Regions from separate parts of the Mus musculus genome. Here regions 2 and 3 are each linked to region 1. The links are chromatin loops, found by intact Hi-C in ENCODE. Cell type or tissue: heart. All regions are shown on one strand. Links, peaks and the distances in the headings refer to the core of each region. The heading gives the core; the rest is flanking DNA.

Region 1 (5,661 bases), core at 961-4,960:
TGCCCTCCCACAAATGATCACAAAATGCACCCAGTGACAAGATGTGAGAAAATGGTTATATAGGCTCAAAACTTTTGGATGCGAATCAGAGGTAGACATGGAGGGACGGATGTTAGGGAACACATCCGCAACTATCCCATCCTGAGCAAGTACCTTTCAAATATGGGAGCTAGCACCTTGTCTTGGTGAGCTAAAATGTTGATCCTGTGGTTTTGTGTGTGTGTGTGTGTGTGTGTGTGTGTGTGTGTGTGTGTTCTGGTGAGCAATATAAATATGTGTGCATTATATACGTGCATGTATGTATGTGTGTACACATAATGTGTGTGAATGTACAGGTGTGTTGTGTGCACACGTATGTGTTCACACTGCATGTGTGTACCCTGTGTGTGCGCACACTGAGGACCAGCCATGCTTGTGAGCTGCTAAGTTGCTGTTGAAGGAGCAGAGCGGGTCCTCCTCATCCGCCCACATGAGACTCCTGCGGTTTCAAAGCATGTTGTTGGAAATGAGATTATTCTCAAAACAGCCCTCTGAAAATAAAGCTGCTTGCACCTGTGGGGTCAAGCTCACACAGTCCTTTCTCAGCTGGCAGCAGGGGCCCTGCGGGATGTGACTTTACAAGGGCCCACTTGGTGGCAGACCATTTTATCTGAGAAGCCCCAGGAGAGAAGAGTTATCTAATAGAAAAAGCAAATTGGGTTCTGAACTCAAAGGCTTTTAGTTTGGGATTTTTTTTTTCTTCTTCTTCTTCTTCTTCTAGCAAATTCCACATCTAAATTGGCTCAACTGTCTCTTTATCCAAAATGTCAGTGTAATTTAAAGTTCGAAGCCCTTTGGCTCTGCGGATGATTGGCAGAAGGGCAGAACTGACTTTAACACGGAGAACAGGAAACTTTAGGGAGTTGGCAATACCAGTCCATATCTGTCCACACCCTTAACTCTGGGGCTCAGGCACTGGATAAGAAGAGTTCGCCCTCAAGGTAGTCATTTAAAAGATCGCTGGGAGATTCGTGCACATTCATGGCTGGGTCAGTAGAGACACGTGGTTCTACTAGAGGAGTAGAGCCTCTCCATGGCTGTCTGAGAGGGTGAGGTGACTGTGTGCAAATAAATGTTCAAGGCTCCAGAGTTGGAGTTAGGCAGTGGGGTTGTCAACTAAACCTTGGAGCTGGGTTGAGCTGGGTTCCAGGAATGACGTGTGTGTGTGTGTGTGTGTGTCTGTCTGTCTGTCTGTCTGTCTGTCTGTCTGTCTGTCTGTCTACCCCTGAGACAGAAGGCTGTTAATATGCATCCTTGCCTAAAGGGGAGCGTGAACCATCTCCTCCTTGGGCTGCTCAGTGTACCGTCTTCACTTTCCTCCAAAAACAGAGAGCTCAGGGCAGAAATGGTGCAAAGCCTTACCTCTATAGCGAATGATGTGATGGTAAAAAATGTGGCCTCTAAGCAGCACCAGCCACCTCAGCATCCTCAGGACCCAGCTAAGTGCAAGGCACTGTGGGAGAACAGGTTCCCCCTTTCATTGCTGTCTGTCTGCTTTAGAGATCTCCAGTTGGTTTCCAGCAGTGCAGAAGCCCTGTGAGACTTACGTGTTATCTGAACCTTCTTTTGCAGTGCGGGTGTGGGACGGACAGGAACCTTCATTGCCCTGGACAGGCTCCTGCAACACATTCGAGATCATGAATTTGTGGACATCTTAGGGCTGGTATCAGAGATGCGCTCATACCGAATGTCAATGGTACAGACAGAGGTAGGAACAGCATCGACGTGTGCGCTTAAGTTTGCTCTTGATGGAAAGCATCCTATTACCCAACGTTTGGTTTTAATCGGGCTGTCTCAGTGTCTTTACACCTGTCTTTCCCAGTTTCTTGCTGTGCATATTTGAAACTACCCCATTCCAAATGAATAGGTAGCAAGCTCTCAAAAGGCCGTGGTGTAAATAGTCACACTACTTGCCTGGCTTCATCTGCCTTCTAGGAATATGGAGCACGTGGGCGTGTCTGAAATAGAATCAACCCCTTTTGAGCAGTATGGCGCTCGCTGAAGGTAGCAGTCAGCCTGGGTAAGGAAGACTGTAGGACAGATGTGGTTTGATTTCTACTTGAGATGACAGACTGGTCAGTAAGTTTGTCACTGGGCTTGTTCCTCCATGTGACTCTGTCTTCACTCACTTCTGATAATAACCCTTGGTTGTTGGATTTGTGATCTCTCTCTAGGCTTTCAGGATTGCCAGCCCCCAATCCACCTCCCCTGCCCTATTACTTAAATCACTGGTTCTCAATCTCTAGGTTGCAGCCCATCTGGGGGTTATAGATTAGATGTCAGGCACATCAGATATTTCTATTACATGTCATAACAGCAGCAAAATTACAGTTATGAAGTAGCAATGAACTAATTATTATGATTGGGGGTCACCACAACATGAGGAATGTATTACAGGGTCACAGCATTGGGAAGGTTGAGAACCAATGCCTTAAATGAACAGGCGGTGTATCCCAGAATTCCCCCAGTCTTATTAACCAGTGTCCCCTTTGCCTCCTCGTCTCCCAAGTCCTTCTTTCCCGTGAGGCTTTAGAATGTGCTCAGCCTGGAAGGACAGCTCCAGGCAGCCTTGTGCTGCCCCGCAGCAACAGCCAGAGTACACCGGTGTGACTGCCAAAACCCGAGTACACTGGCTTTTCTATAATCCAGACCACTGGGCTATTAGGTACTCCCTGGCCTCAAGGGCACAATAGAGCTTTTCCTGGAGAAGAATGTGGGGGGCGGAATCTTCTGGACTAGAACAACGCCAGGCCTGACTTCTCTCTGCTTTAACGTGTTGTTCTTCCTCCTGCAGCTTCGTTCAAGAACCACTAGATGTCAGTATAACTCAAATAGCCTGGAGGGTAATGGCAGAGTCTCTCCAACACCGACTTCTTACTCTTTGGTTTCCTACCCCCAGCTCACTCCCATCACCACAGCTGCATCTTAGCAAGGCTTGGCAGAACCATTCAAACATATTCATTGCCAAGCTGCTCCCAGGGCACGGTAGTTTGGAGGTAGTGACTCATTAGCAAACGTCTGAATGACAGTTAGGACGCATACCCAGGCAGGATGTTTTCCCATTAGGAGAAGCTTCTTTTTGCAATAGATGGCAACTCGCATGGAGACACACAACTGGTAAGACTACAGAAAATAAGAGACTACAGAGTGACCTGCCATAAACGGGAGTTATATAGCCACACCCTTTCCCCTAGAGGCTCGGGGAGCATCCCGAAAGAGGGGACAGAAAGATCACAAGAGGCAGGCGCAGCAGATCACACTAAGCCAGCACTGTTTTCTTCCCGCAGCAGAGCACTTGAGATAAGAACTTATAGCAGTAGTGACAGCATGCTCAAACCCTGAGTGAGATCAAGCTGGACAAAATCCCAGCACGGATACAGGGAGGTGGGCATTAGGGTGCTATGGACAACTGTTGACCTTTTGGGAGAAGCAGGTAGTTAGAAAAGGGATGCAAGGCTTAGGGAACTACCCACAATCCTGTAGATATTCCACATCTATGCACATACAGACAACATTAAGTATCCTCAGTGGGTCTGGAAAACAAACAAAAACAAACAAAAACAAAACAGAGCATGTGACGTCGGAAGGGGGAGGTGCTGGTGGGGATAAGGGAGAGATGTCATGGGAGGGAATGAGGGCTGGATTTCAGCCTGAAGTTTTGGTTGTTTACTTCCATAAACACATATTCTGATATGCAATAAAACTATCTCCGTTACATTTATATGTAATAGACGCTTTAAAAAACATATTCTTACATGATAACAGTTCATAACCTGTGGGTCCATTACGCCTTTGGCTGTTGAACTACCCTTTCGCAGGGTTCGCCGAAGACCATCAGAAAACACAATGTTTGCATTACAATTCATAACAGTAGCAAACTTATAGTTATGAAGTAGCAACAAAGATAATTTTACGGTTGGGAGTCATCACAACATGAGGGATTGTATTAAAGGGTCCCAGCGTGAGGAAGGCTGAGAACCTGTTTTGTGGTGTGTGTAAATCCCCACACTTCAAAGCACGTCTTGTTCTAAGCATCTTGTTTGATGAATTATGCAACTTGTCCCCTTAATCGATACCTCTTTACAATTTTGAAGATGTTGACTGTAGGCTGGTGCTACCTTTGATTTTTCACAACCACAGAATCCTTGTCCGTTTCTGAAAACTTTGTGCACAAGGCTCCTCTGGCTCCCCCGCAGCCTCGATGTTTGTCTTCAGAGTGATAATCTCAGAGAGCAGACCAGCCCCTGGGGCTTCCTGCACGGTCAGGGCTCTGCTTTGTCTCTCCCATATTTTTGGCCCCAGTTTTAATCGTCCGGCTTCCTTCTTTACAGCAACATTTCTGGCTGACTTCTCCATGAAAACAGTCTTTTGAAAGGCCACTATTCCCTCCAGGAACTTGCTGGGAAATCCAAGGGTCTCTCAGCTTCCTCCCTTTCCCAACTCCCCAGCTTTACCCTTGAGTTCCCTCGGGAGTCCTGGATGGACACCTTCCCAGTTGTTTATTTATGTCTGCTTTATCGGTTGTATCTAGAACGTCTTGTTCACTTGCTTTATTTTTCCTTGTTTCTGTGTGCTCCCTGGTCCAACCTGAATTTTCCAACACAAGTTCTTTTATCTCATGTTTGTCCTTCAACCCACTCACATTCAAATCCCGCTGCCTGCTAATTTACTTAGTTAATAAGTAAGGACTAAAGAATGAAATGATTTTCTTTTCTACCACTTGTCAATCAAACATGACAATCAAGAGGACAAAATCAGTTTCCAGTGGAGAGCTGGTCTTTATCTACTTAACCCCAGAGCTGAATAGCATCTTTCTCCTCATTTTTGGCTGATAATTCTCCACATACCTACCTCCTGGACTCCATCATACCTTGCTATCCCTTGAAATAGCCAAAGTGACTAATTCAAGTAGCCTTGTCCTCAGGGTTCGCCTCGGGATCGTTGCGATCTGCATGGGCAGCCCATGTGGTGCTGCCCTTCCTCAACCGATCAACCACACTTCAGGGCTTCTCCATCCTTTCGGAGAAAGGATGAAAACAGAGAGCCAGAGCCTGGGAGGAGGCGAGAGCCTCGGCTCTGGGACTTCCCAAGTCATGTCACCTCTTCAGAGCCTCCACTTCTCCTCTCTAAAATGGGATTCACAGGTGCCATGTGTCGCCATAAGGAATGCAGGGCCTAAGCTGACAGGATCCATAAAGATACTTGGAAACCATAGCCTGCCACCTACAGATGGCTCAGACCCCTCCCGCTCCCGAGCTCCGGTGCTCTATTCTTAGCAAACATTTTGCTTGGTTTTCCTTCAATCACCTCTCTGGAGGTCAGCTGAGGGTCTGCTTTGAACAGACTGTCCTCACCGTGGGCAGCGTGGCTTTCTCCAGGTCCCACGGATGTGACTATAGATAGCCTTGTGCTTATTTGTCCTTTCTGTGTGGCCCTGTCACTGCCCTCATTGGGTTGTTTTGGTTTTGTTTGTTTGGCTTGGAGTTTTGGGGTTTTTAATTAGCATATGCCAATTATATGTAATAATTAGATGAATATACAGAATACTGAGCTTCGCCCTGCATCTGTAGACATGTATATAATGTATTTTGAACACATTTACCTACCCCCGTTACTCTCTTT
Region 2 (5,661 bases), core at 1,080-5,079, 210 kb after region 1:
CACTGTTGGAAAGTGCTGGGCCACGGAGTCCAAGAGTGAACAATAAATGACTGGATTAACGATTGGGGCTGAGCTCCACAAAGCAACCTCAGCCATCTCAGATCACACTCCAGAACCATTAAGGAAAAACAAGGGGGTTGAGAAGATATGGTGCTTCCGTTCAACCTGGTAGAATGAACGGGTGACTTTGAAGACTTTAATAACCAAAGCTAGCCTCAGGAAGCTGTACTGGTCTGGCCACCTGAGGGAGGAGCCCCAGAAGGCAGAGAATGCTAACCCTGATTCAGGATCTGGGTTAGCATTCTTGCTTACAGCTCCATTGCAGGCTTCAGAAGAGGAGGTGGCATCAGGGACAGAGTCAACCCCATGCTGGACATTTGGGGGTAGAAATAGCTTCCTAACAAGTGGGAAGAACTCACCGCTTACAGCAGACAGGCTGAGACATACGCATGCACCCTCACGATGAGCTATTAAATCAGGCAAAGCGTCGAGAGTGAGAAAGTCCAGAGGCCGAGGACGAGAGAGGGGCTGCACCGAATAGGGCCAGGCAGCTAAGATGCTGATAAAAGCAACAAGTGTGAGCTCACGAGGACACACACCTGAGAACACACCACGCTGGGTTGCTGCGTGCAGACACAGTGTTCTCACGCAGAGAAGAGACTCGAATTCTCATTATTAAAAAAAAAAATGGGAAGAAAAAAGCTAGAAGGAACTGTGGAGCTGAGTGAGAGTAATTCTGCAGAGATGCTAAGAGAATACACCTTAAGAGCACAGAGTGTCTTTACATTAAAAAAAAATGTATATTTATTTGCTGTGTGTACGGATGTGTGTGTCGCTTCTGTGTGTTTCTCCGGAGTTTCTGTATGTGCGTGCGCGCGCATGCGCGCATGCATGTGCGGGTGGGGGTGTGGTGTCTGTTTTAAACAGCTCCGAATGAACTTCACTGTTTCACTGAGGGTGACTTTGAGCTTTTGATCCCCCTGCCTCCATCACCCCACTGCTGTGGTTACAGGCACACACTTCTGTGCCTGGTTCATGGAGCACTGCAGATTGCCACCCTAACATTCTGCCCACCCAGTCTTGTCTCTAGCCCTTGCTATCCCGATGAGGCACAGAGGGGGGAACTCTCCATCAGAGAGAGTGTCTAGATTGGAACCCAGTCCCCCAACTTCCAAAGGAAGATGGTGCTTTTGCGATCACTAAATGCAATGGAAGAGCCACTCTGTAGACAACGGGGAAGAGGCGGAGAGGCAGATGTGGCAAAGGATGGTCTAGTAACTAAGCCACCAGGAGCGGCAGAAGCTGTTTTGTGTTTTCGGGGAGCAAGTGTGAAGCACGCGGGATGAGTGAATTCTATTTACATCCCACTCAACAAGTGCTGAGGGAAAATGAGGGGGCCGGCTGGAGACACACAGCCTCCTTCAGCATCGTGGTTACTATTCCACAACTCTGAAATGCTTCACGGAGCCAAGGGGACGATTCAACTTGAAAAAACCAAAACCACACACTCTTAAAAAGACATTTAAATAGAAACCCAAGGGCTCTAAATTTCTTACAATCCACAAGCTTTCGGTGGATCCCATCCGGGCTGGGGCACTTATTGTTTGTTTGTTTGTTTGTTTGTTTGTTTGTTTCAATGGGACTGGGGAATGAACCCAGGGCTTCTTAGATGCTAAGCAAGCACCATACCAGTGAGCTACATCTCCAGCCTTCCGTGGCATTTTCAGTTCTGAGCAGGAACATGAGGTGTTTGTAGTCTTGGGAATACGGCCTAACGGCACCCTTCTGCGTTCCCAAGATTTTTGGAAAAGAGTGAGGATGGCATCGGTCACATCCCTCTCGTTATCTTTCCTCCTTTGCATTCTGCTCATCTCCTACAGAGGGGAAGGATTGAGTGCAAGAAACAAAAGACAGAGCCATAAGGACACACTGAGGAGAGTAAGTCAAGTACTAAGTCAAGGTAGTAGCGGGTATTCCTTGCTGCCCTGCTCTCTCTACCCTGTGCCCTGAAATGCCTCGGCTCTTCTGCTGCCCGAAGTCTTCCCCATGTCTCCATCCTCCTGTGAGCATCTGTGGCAGGAACATCTCAGTGTCGGGTGTTACAGCGGGCCTCCTGCTTCCCCTGTGCCGGCTTATCACGCAGCTGGCTCCCAGAGTCTGTCCCCAAGTCACACACATGCCCTTCCCTCAGCCCTTTGCCCATTTCTACCCCCTATACCCACAACAACAGTGTTTGACTCATCCCTAGTGTAATCATGATGAGATCAGCTACAAAAGATACAGACATCGGGCAAGTGAGATGGATCAGTGAGGGAAATGGCTTTCCATGCAAGTCTGATGACCTGAGTCCCATCCACTGGAACCCAGGTAAAAGGGCGTGTCCACACACACCCACAGACACTCTCACACACACTCTCTCTCTGGTGCACACACACATACACACAAATACACACAGATACAAACACATAAACCATATAAACAATAATTAGTATGATTTAAATAAATATATGGAACTCATTTTTTCTTACTTTGGGGAGCATTTTTATATTTAATAAAAATTGTTGGGCTGGTGAGATGGCTCAGTGGGTAAGAGCACCCGACTGCTCTTCCGAAGGTCAGGAGTTCAAATCCCAGCAACCACATGGTGGCTCACAACCATCCGTAACGAGATCTGGCGCCCTCTTCTGGAGTGTCTGAAGACAGCTTCAGTGTACTTACATATAATAAATAAATCTTTAAAAAAAAAAAATTGTTAGATGTCCAATTTGGGAAATTCATACCACTTCAAACAAGATAAAGTTATGCTTGGGAGCTGTGTCTCAGAAGGAATTAGAAAGCTCTGGACTTAGCCAGTCTTTGCTGCGTATTCATTTCTATTCTGGGCAGTGCTCAGAGCAAAGATGCACAGAATTATCTCCTAGACAAATGCAAATAATCTTCATAGAAAGCTCTTTATTTTCTTCTCTAAACTGTGGTATCTTTCTTGCTCACAACTCCCTACAGTGGGGTGATAATTAAAACACCTGCATTCTTTCTAAAATTGCTGATGAGCTAGCTCCAAACAAGAATAAGAATAAGCAGAAACGGCCATGCTATCATAAATTGAGTTATTATGCCAAGAAGTAGGAAATAAGTTGTGTCTGTCAACAGTCACCTCTGTCCACCCCCACACGCATCATGTCTGGGTCCACACTCCAGCATTCCTAGGAACAGGTATTCCGGCAGGAATAATCTCCAGGCTGAGGTGGGCTGAGCACACAGGGCTTCCATCGTGCTGTGTTCTTCATCAGAGCAGTGCCCATTATGAAGAGACAAGATACTTGTTCTGCCAGCAGATAACACTTCACTAGAAATAGAAGTCCTACTATCTCCCACTCAGACGGTGATCAGCATCCTTCAGGATGATCTTTTGAAACTATGGACTTGGTGTGCTCTGCAATGATGCGAGATAGGCTAAGGACTTCTCTCTACATGGACAGTGTTTTAAAATATTGACCACCCTATGGGCTCACACCAGTCCGATCCATTATCAAGCTAAGTGGTCTTCCATTTCACTATTGGACAAATTATTTTTACTGTACCCGTTGCAGTAGAAAAGCCGTTCTGCATTTCTGGTTTTCTTGGTTAAAAGAATGAAAAAACAAAAAAACCCTCACTAATTTCTAAACTATAAAAAATGTTCTATTGAATGTAGACTTTCCTTTTTTTTTTTTTTGAGACAGGGTCTCCATGTTGCCCCACTTATTTCAAAATTGCTCTTAGCCAGAGACTGCCCTTGAACACCTGCTGTGTCTGCCTTTGCCTTCAGAACACTGGGATGGTAGGTGTGTCTCAGCATAGCTGGCCATGGAATATTCTAGCTTTAAACACTTGACAGACAACTAATACAAATGCTTTTGTTTGTTGGTGTCCATATGTTTTTAGCCAGGTGTGCCATTGCATGCTACTTTGAAAGGCTGAAGTGCCTTCCTATGATTCCAGGAGTTTGGGGCTAGCCTGAACAATACAATGAGATTGCCTTTTAACAAGTTTACCTCGTTTGAAAAAGAACAGAAGAAATAACCTAGAATATGTGATTCATGTAGCCTAATAGTTAAGTTTGTGGGACATTCATTTGTAAAAGGGAAATGTCCCCTCAATGAGCTTCGAATGGATTCATTTGCTGGGTTGCTGGGACACAATTCTCTCTGGGTTTTTGACAACACTTGTTTCCTAGGACCTTTGAGACTCTTTCCAAGTGGTCAGTGGAAATAAACTTCCTTTTTTTTTCCTGTGCAAAATGAGCCCCAGTGGCTCTCGGGCTATTCTGCTGTGTTCTGATTACTGGCTTCTCACTCAGGACTCCAAGAGTCTTGCCAAAGCACCAAATGATTTTAATCCAGACTCTAACATTTTGGCTGAGAGTTTGCAAAGTCACCCTAGACTTTTAAACGTGTTTTTCTGGTGCTAAGTTCAAAAGATATATATTATTAGAAAACATTGGCATTCAAACACCTAAGTGGCCATGAGCACATTGACATTTGCATAGCCCCTAAGAACACTGTGGTCCCCAGACCCTTAAAGAGGTAGAACGCATTCTAAGGTGGAGTTGGACCATATGAAACACATATTTAAAAACGAAAAAATAAATAAGTCCTGTTTTCCCGTCACAGTAGAAAACATCTGTTTTGTTAATGGACATGATTCTATTTGCTTGAGTAGTTTTCCAGATGTTTTGAAAGTTCTAAACAGCTACATCCTTTCTGATCTGTGCTGTTCTAAAAGAGTTGACTTGCTACAAAACCACTTAGGCCTATGATAAAAATAAAAACAGTTACGTTTATCATGAAAACTAGACATTTTAGGCAAGGCCTTGAGTTGCTGTACCCTATGGAAGATTTTTTGTGTCTAGAAGATGTATACACACAGGCATCCTGGTTTCTCTTCCCGTTTTCCTGTTATTTGTTTGGTTCTGCACTTTAGAAAGTACTCCCTGATCAGTATGTTTTTTTCTTCCTTCTGCATGCCTCTGCCTGAATATTTTTCTGAGTATTGTTCTAACAAGTTTACATATAAAACCTCTGTATTTTTGTTTCATTTGTGTTATTTGTGTTATCTGGTGATGAGCGTCAAGCCTGGGTCCTTACATCTATCAGATAAGCCTCTAGCACTCTGCTGTTCCCCAGGCTCCTTGTCTCTTTTTCAGTGTCTGTAAGCGGGTCACAGCCACAGGTCCGTTTTAATCAAAGAAAATGACTATTCAAAAAACGAAAGTCCCTTGGGTCAGGAGAGATGGCTCAGTGGTTAAGGGCACTGGCTGCTCTTCCAGAGATTCTGAGTTCAATTCCCAGCCCTCCTTTGGTGGTTAACAACCAGTACAAGATCTGATGTCCATGAGGTCTAATGCCCTCTTCTGGTATGCAAATGTACATGCAGGTGTAAAACCCATATACATAAAATATATAAACAAATAAAGATTTTTCAAAGTCCCAATAGAACAAAACAAAGTTTATTATACATTAAAATTCAACATATTTCTCTAGTAAATATCATCCCATTGTTGTTTATTTCTCAATCTCATGTAAGTTTCGAAACACCAAGAAGCTGACTCTGACTGAGCTAAAGTTGAACATTCATTTTTAATAAGCACATTTGTTCTCGCTCATCTCCTAGAACACGGGT
Region 3 (5,661 bases), core at 1,080-5,079, 270 kb after region 1:
ACATGTATGAACCACTGTATGCTTATGTATGAAAACTGTAGTTCATGTATGAGCCACTGTATGCTAATGTATGAACCACTGCAGCTCATGTATGAAACATTGTATGCTATGTATGAAAGAAACACTGTATGCTCATGTATGAAAGAAACACTGTATGCTCATGTATGAAAGAAACACTGCATGTTCATGTATGAAAGAAACAATGTATATTCATGTATGAACCACTGTATGCTCATGTATGAAACACTGTATGCACATGTATGAACCACTGTATGCTCATGTATGAGCCACTGTGTGCACATGTATGAAACACTGTATGCACAAATATGAAACACGGTATGCTCATGTATGAAACACTGTGAGCACATGTATTAAACACTGTATGCACATATATGAAACATGGTATGCACATGTATGAAACATGGTATGCAAATGTATGAAACACAGTCTGTTCATGTATGAAATTGTCTTAAGGGAACACGTTATTATGCATATAATTAATAGATACTAATAAAACACTTAAACATGAACTCTGAACACAACAAAAGAAAATAAATTTTTTTGTTTGTTCTTTGTTTTACGAGACAGGGTTTCTCTGTGTGGCCTTGACTGTCTAGGAACTTGCTCTATAGACCAGGCTGGCCTCGAACTCACAGAGATCCTCTTGTCTCTGCCTTTCCAGTGCTGTGATGTATGGCAGGCACCACCACAGCCCCACTTAGAAAATAAACTTTGATTTAGACAGAAGCAGTTCTTAAATGCAGGTTGAAATTTAGTTTAAGATCACCCCCTCCTTTTTTCCCTTACTTTTAAACCATTCACAATATGTTGGATGTGGTGGCACACAACTTTAGTTCCAGCACTTGGGAGGCAGAGGCAGGTGGATCTCTGTGAGTTCAAGGCCAGCCTGCTCTACAAAGCAAGTCCAGGACAGCCAGGACAGAGGAACCCTGTCTCAAAAAAACCAAAAAAGCAAAAAAATCATTCACAATGACAATATAAATCTAAACAATACAATCGCCCTCAGGAGAAGTGTGGGATTGGAGAGAGGTTACATGCGTTTACCACAACTGGAGTTGGGTGCTTAACCCAGCAGTAGAGCCTGAGAGACTTTGGACAAAACAAACAAACAAACAAAAAAAACATAAAGGGGAAACAAAACCACTTAAAACTAGTTTTATAGCCATTTCTAAGAAACGTTATCAGAGGTGGGAAATTATGAGTGATTTCAGCTTTTCTTTGGGCTTTTAGGGGTAATAATTGAATATATATAAAATAACTTTTCTGGCATACATATATACATACATATATATATGCCAGAAAAGTTATTTTAAAATTACTAGGGGCTGAAGAGCTGGCTCAGTCGTTGAGAACATTTGAACACTTGCTCTTGAGGAGGAGCTGGGTTTGGTTCCCAGCACCCACACAAGGGTTCACAAGTGTCTGTAACTCCGGTTCCAGGGGATCTGATGCCCTCTTCTGGCTCCAGTGGCATAGCACCTATATCATGGCGCCCAGACATACATGCAGGCAAAACACTCGTACACATAAAATACAAATAAATATGTTTTTTTTTTTAACAAAATCACTCTGTGCTTATGTGTTCTTATTTGGTCAGCAGTGACAACCCTTGGAATGTATATCCAGTTCTACAATCTAGACGTTAGTAACGCCTCTCACTCTTTTAAAGCAGAAGGCCAGTTGACGTGGCAGAAAACCAGCTCTGCATCTCCCAGCTCTGATTCATCGAAGTCTTGTTTACCAGGAAGTGGATGCAGTGCTCGGGACATTGTTCAACCAAAGTGAATCTAACAAGGAGAAGGAGTGCCATTGATAAGCGATCAGACTAAGGAAAGGAGAAAAACAGCTCTAGAAACCACTGGAGACTTCGTTGATACTTAGCATTACGCTAGATGCAAAAATGGTGGAAAATGGGGATACAGATTTTATTTTATTTTTTTCAAGACAGGTTTTCTCTGTGTAGCCCCGGTTGTCCTGGAACTCAGTGTGTAGACCAGGCTGACCGACTCATCTGCCTCTGCATCCCATGAGCTGGGATTAAAGGCGTGGGCCATTATGCAATCGGCAATGCAGATTTCTAAACATCCTTGTCAGAGTTGAAGAGATGGCTCAGTTCTAAGCACACTCAGCGTTTTTCCAGAGAGCCTGAGTTCTGTACCCAGCACCCCGTGTCAGATGTCTCCCAGCAGCCGGGAACTCCAGCTCTAGGGGATATGATACCCTCTTTTGGCCTTATAGGCACCCATATTCATGCATACATTAACACAGCCACACATATGCATGATTAAAAAATTAAAAATTAAACTGTATTTCCAATTGATTATTCTGTGAAATCTTAGGACTATTCATTGGTAATATCCACGTATACATTATTTCAGACACAGCTCAGAATCACTATGACACAGATGTGTGCCATGACATTCCTCAAGTGCTTGCCTTTTCTTACTCGCGTTCGCAACCGGCCAGGAAAGACGCAACAAACCGGAATCTTCTGCGGCAAAAGCTTTATTGCTTACATCTTCAGGAGCAAGAGAGGAAGAGCGTGGCAGAGAGAGGCAGAGAGGGAGAGAGAGAGAGAGAGAGAGACGCAGAGAGACGCAGAGAGACGCAGAGAGAGCAGAGGAAAAGACGAAGAGAAAGAGACAAAGAGACGAAGAGGCAAAGAGACGAAGAGACAAAGAGAAAGAGACAAAGAGACGAAGAGGCGAAGAGATGAAGAAGAGGGAGTGCCAGAACCCCGTCCCTTTTAAGGAGAATTATCCTCCGCCTAGGACGTGTTACTCCCTGATTGGCTGCAGCCAATCGGCCCAGTTGTCATCACGAGAAAGGCAGAGCACATGGCGGGAAAACTGCCCCTGCACATGTGCAGATTATTTACTACTTAGAACACAGCTGTCAGCGCCATCTTGTAATGGCAAATGTGAGTGCGGCTCCCCACAGCCTTTCTCCCTACCGTCTTCTGATATTTGGAAGTTTGACTCCACTTGACCCGTACTTGACCCTTTAGGTTTCTGCCAATATGAAAAAGCATTCATAGAGGGGAGCAGGGACCTAAACCTTGAGTTTCTCTACTTAAATTAAGTAATCATGTTGTAGTTATCACCTGAAAGCCTAGGTCAGGAGTATAAACAAAGGAGAATTCCAGGATGAAAGGGATTTCTGCCACTTTTCTAAGTGGCATCTGTGCCAAATTGGGTAAAAGTAGTTGGTATCAATAAACAAGAAGTGTTTGTGAAAGGTCCATTTGAGGACTAATCATTCCAACGACATTTTATTGAGCATTTAAAATTTTCTAAATGTAAGCAAGACATTATAATTTGTTAGTTGAAAGATGAAAATACTTGTGTCAAACAGTCTGCAAGGTTGGCCTTAGCAATTTGTGTAATAGATGTTGAATGATCGCCATCTAGTGGCTACAGGGAAAATTCACTTTTGCTCATGTATTTCTCACCGGGCCATTAACTAATCAAAGAATCCAAGAGTCAAGTACATTTAGATGTAGTAATGCATGGTGTATTAAAAATATTTAAATAGTTTATATTTTTCCTGTTTAAAGGTGTAATGTATGTCTAAAACATAGAAAAATACGAACAAAATGTATAACCCTCTCACTTAACGACTCTCAGAGAGCATTGTAATGAATTCACTAGGCCTTTTTCATATCAATTCACATTTTCATGTAATCGACATCATAAAATATTTGACTTTAAGTAGTACTTTAAAGTTTTAATGCCACATTATATGTTTTAAAAATATAATTAAAGTACACTAAAGTTTGAATGAGCTTATTTAACCTGGGTCATAAAATGTACTTATGTGGGAGTAAATGGAATAGTCATTTATTTAGGAAATTAAAAGTAGCTAAATGCCACTGGCAAATGGGTTTAGAACTTTATAGACCAGGAGAGTGGCTGGGAGAACAATCCCCACCTGGGAGGCCAAGGCAGAAGGATTGCCGTGAGTTCCGATGCCAATCCAGAATACAGAGTGAAGTCCCGAGCCAGGGCTACAGAGTGACACTCTTTCTCGCTCTAAAGCGAACCAGGAAAGCAGAAGGAGTTACAGAGTGCCAGCCAGTGACATCACTCACACAACCATTGGGAACTGGGGTACTAGACTGGCCCAACAGTAGTCACAAGCCACAGAATGATAATGCAATAATTCCACACTAGAGTGCAGATAGAAACAATAGCTGTTGACTATCTTGACACGTCTGAACAGCCTCCAGTGAGTTTTAACCTTGCTCTTTCTGGGTGTGTTGGCATATGCCCTGAATTCTAACACTTGGGAGGCAGATGTAGGAGTGTTCTAACCCTGAGGGCAGCCTGCTCTAGACAGTGAGTTCTAGGCCAGACAGCTACTCAGGGTGGTCCTTTGCTGAGGCTATTTACCAGTTACCAGTACAAGCCAATTAAGTCAAGATCTAGGGACTGGGTTGTTTTTATGAGTTTCTCACACACTGCAGTTGTGCCTCTTGATGGGAACATCCCCAGACTACAGAGAGAGGAAACTAGAGGCAGAAATACCATCGAGAAGGATGTAGCATTTATCACATAGGAAATGGTATGAGTTAGTAAAGGTGTGTTGTAGCTACTTAATGACTAGGACTGACACAGGTTGGCAATGAATTGGATATATATATATTGGATATATATATTGGATATATGTATTGGATATATATATAAAACCGAGGATTGCTCTCTAGTGGTGCCTGGATACAGGATCACAGTATGTTCAGAGAGGCAGCTGGGCGAGCCAGGTACCCTGGAGAGCTGGATGTGTGGGAGGCAGCAGTGTGTATTAATCACTTTCCCTTTAGATCTATGTCAGTGGTGCAAAGAGGCTGTGCATAATTTTTCTTTGCCCCTTTATAAATACCTGCAATAGGTGTAATTGTACGTAAACCACCGGACTTCACCTTTCCACTGTGTTAAGGAGTGGGTAGGACTGCAAACCGTGCCCGTGTGCGTGCATGTGCATGAGCCCACTAAACATCAACCTTGAATGTTGTTCTTCAGGCGCCAGCCACCTTGGTTTTATGGAACTCATCCATTAGTCTAGGCTGACAAATCCTGGGGCACGGATTGTCTTCCCTTCCAGGTACTGGGATTCTTATCCTAACTCAGGGCACCCAGATTTTTAAGGTGGGCCCTGGCAATCAAACTCAGATCCTCTCGCTTGTAGGCAATCACATGACTGTCTGAGCCATCACCACATCCCTGCCAGTCTCATTTTTCCCTCATCTGGTTGTTCTGTTGGTCCTGCAGAAGGAAGTACAGACCGGTGAGTTGGCCTTTTGGATTTGCTTCTGACTGGCTTCCCATTTACTTGTGTTCTACCCCAAATCTCTCAGGCCACAGTTTCCTGGCCTGTTAGCAGCCAGTCCTGTCTCTTTGTATAGCAGTCAAATCCAGTTTCCATCTCCATTCCTTCCCCACAATGCCACACAACTCCCACCCCGCCCAACACATGCAGAAACAGCCCTCATAACATCCTTCACAAAGAAGGCAGTAACTGCTCCCAAGAAACTCTGGGCTACAGGATGGCTCCCAATTTTTAATGCTTTTCTCTTTGTTGGGGACAGGCACAGACTTACTATCTAACGTTAGCATTTCCTCCACTCAACTTCTCTGTGCTTGG

The links. A loop is a pair of places that touch in the nucleus more often than their neighbours do. Peaks named below come from ENCODE experiments on the same cell type or tissue, not always from the same donor. Only the 100,000 strongest peaks of a DNase experiment are listed, where the experiment ranks them.
Region 2: a loop joins it to region 1, with 4 times the contacts of the local background. A loop is called at or near these places in 16 of 42 quality-filtered maps.
Region 3: a loop joins it to region 1, with 5 times the contacts of the local background. A loop is called at or near these places in 34 of 42 quality-filtered maps.

What each region holds. Positions count from the first base shown.
Region 1 is chr6:137,452,974-137,458,634 of GRCm38, forward strand. It overlaps Ptpro (protein tyrosine phosphatase, receptor type, O), which reads left to right. Exons shown (of 27, transcript NM_011216.3): 25 at 1,612-1,747. Among named protein-coding and RNA genes, the nearest start is that of Gm52924, 180 kb to the left of the region's middle. In heart, for the core only: a CTCF peak has its summit at 2,850 (motif pointing right); DNase peaks (open chromatin) are centred at 2,898 and 4,398; H3K4me3 peaks cover 531 bases; H3K27ac peaks cover 1,782 bases.
Region 2 is chr6:137,660,840-137,666,500 of GRCm38, forward strand. No RefSeq gene overlaps it. Among named protein-coding and RNA genes, the nearest start is that of Eps8, 14 kb to the left of the region's middle. In heart, for the core only: a CTCF peak has its summit at 2,731 (motif pointing left); a DNase peak (open chromatin) is centred at 4,272.
Region 3 is chr6:137,720,666-137,726,326 of GRCm38, forward strand. No RefSeq gene overlaps it. Among named protein-coding and RNA genes, the nearest start is that of Strap, 12 kb to the right of the region's middle. In heart, for the core only: a CTCF peak has its summit at 3,439 (motif pointing left); no DNase peak of the experiment used is centred there.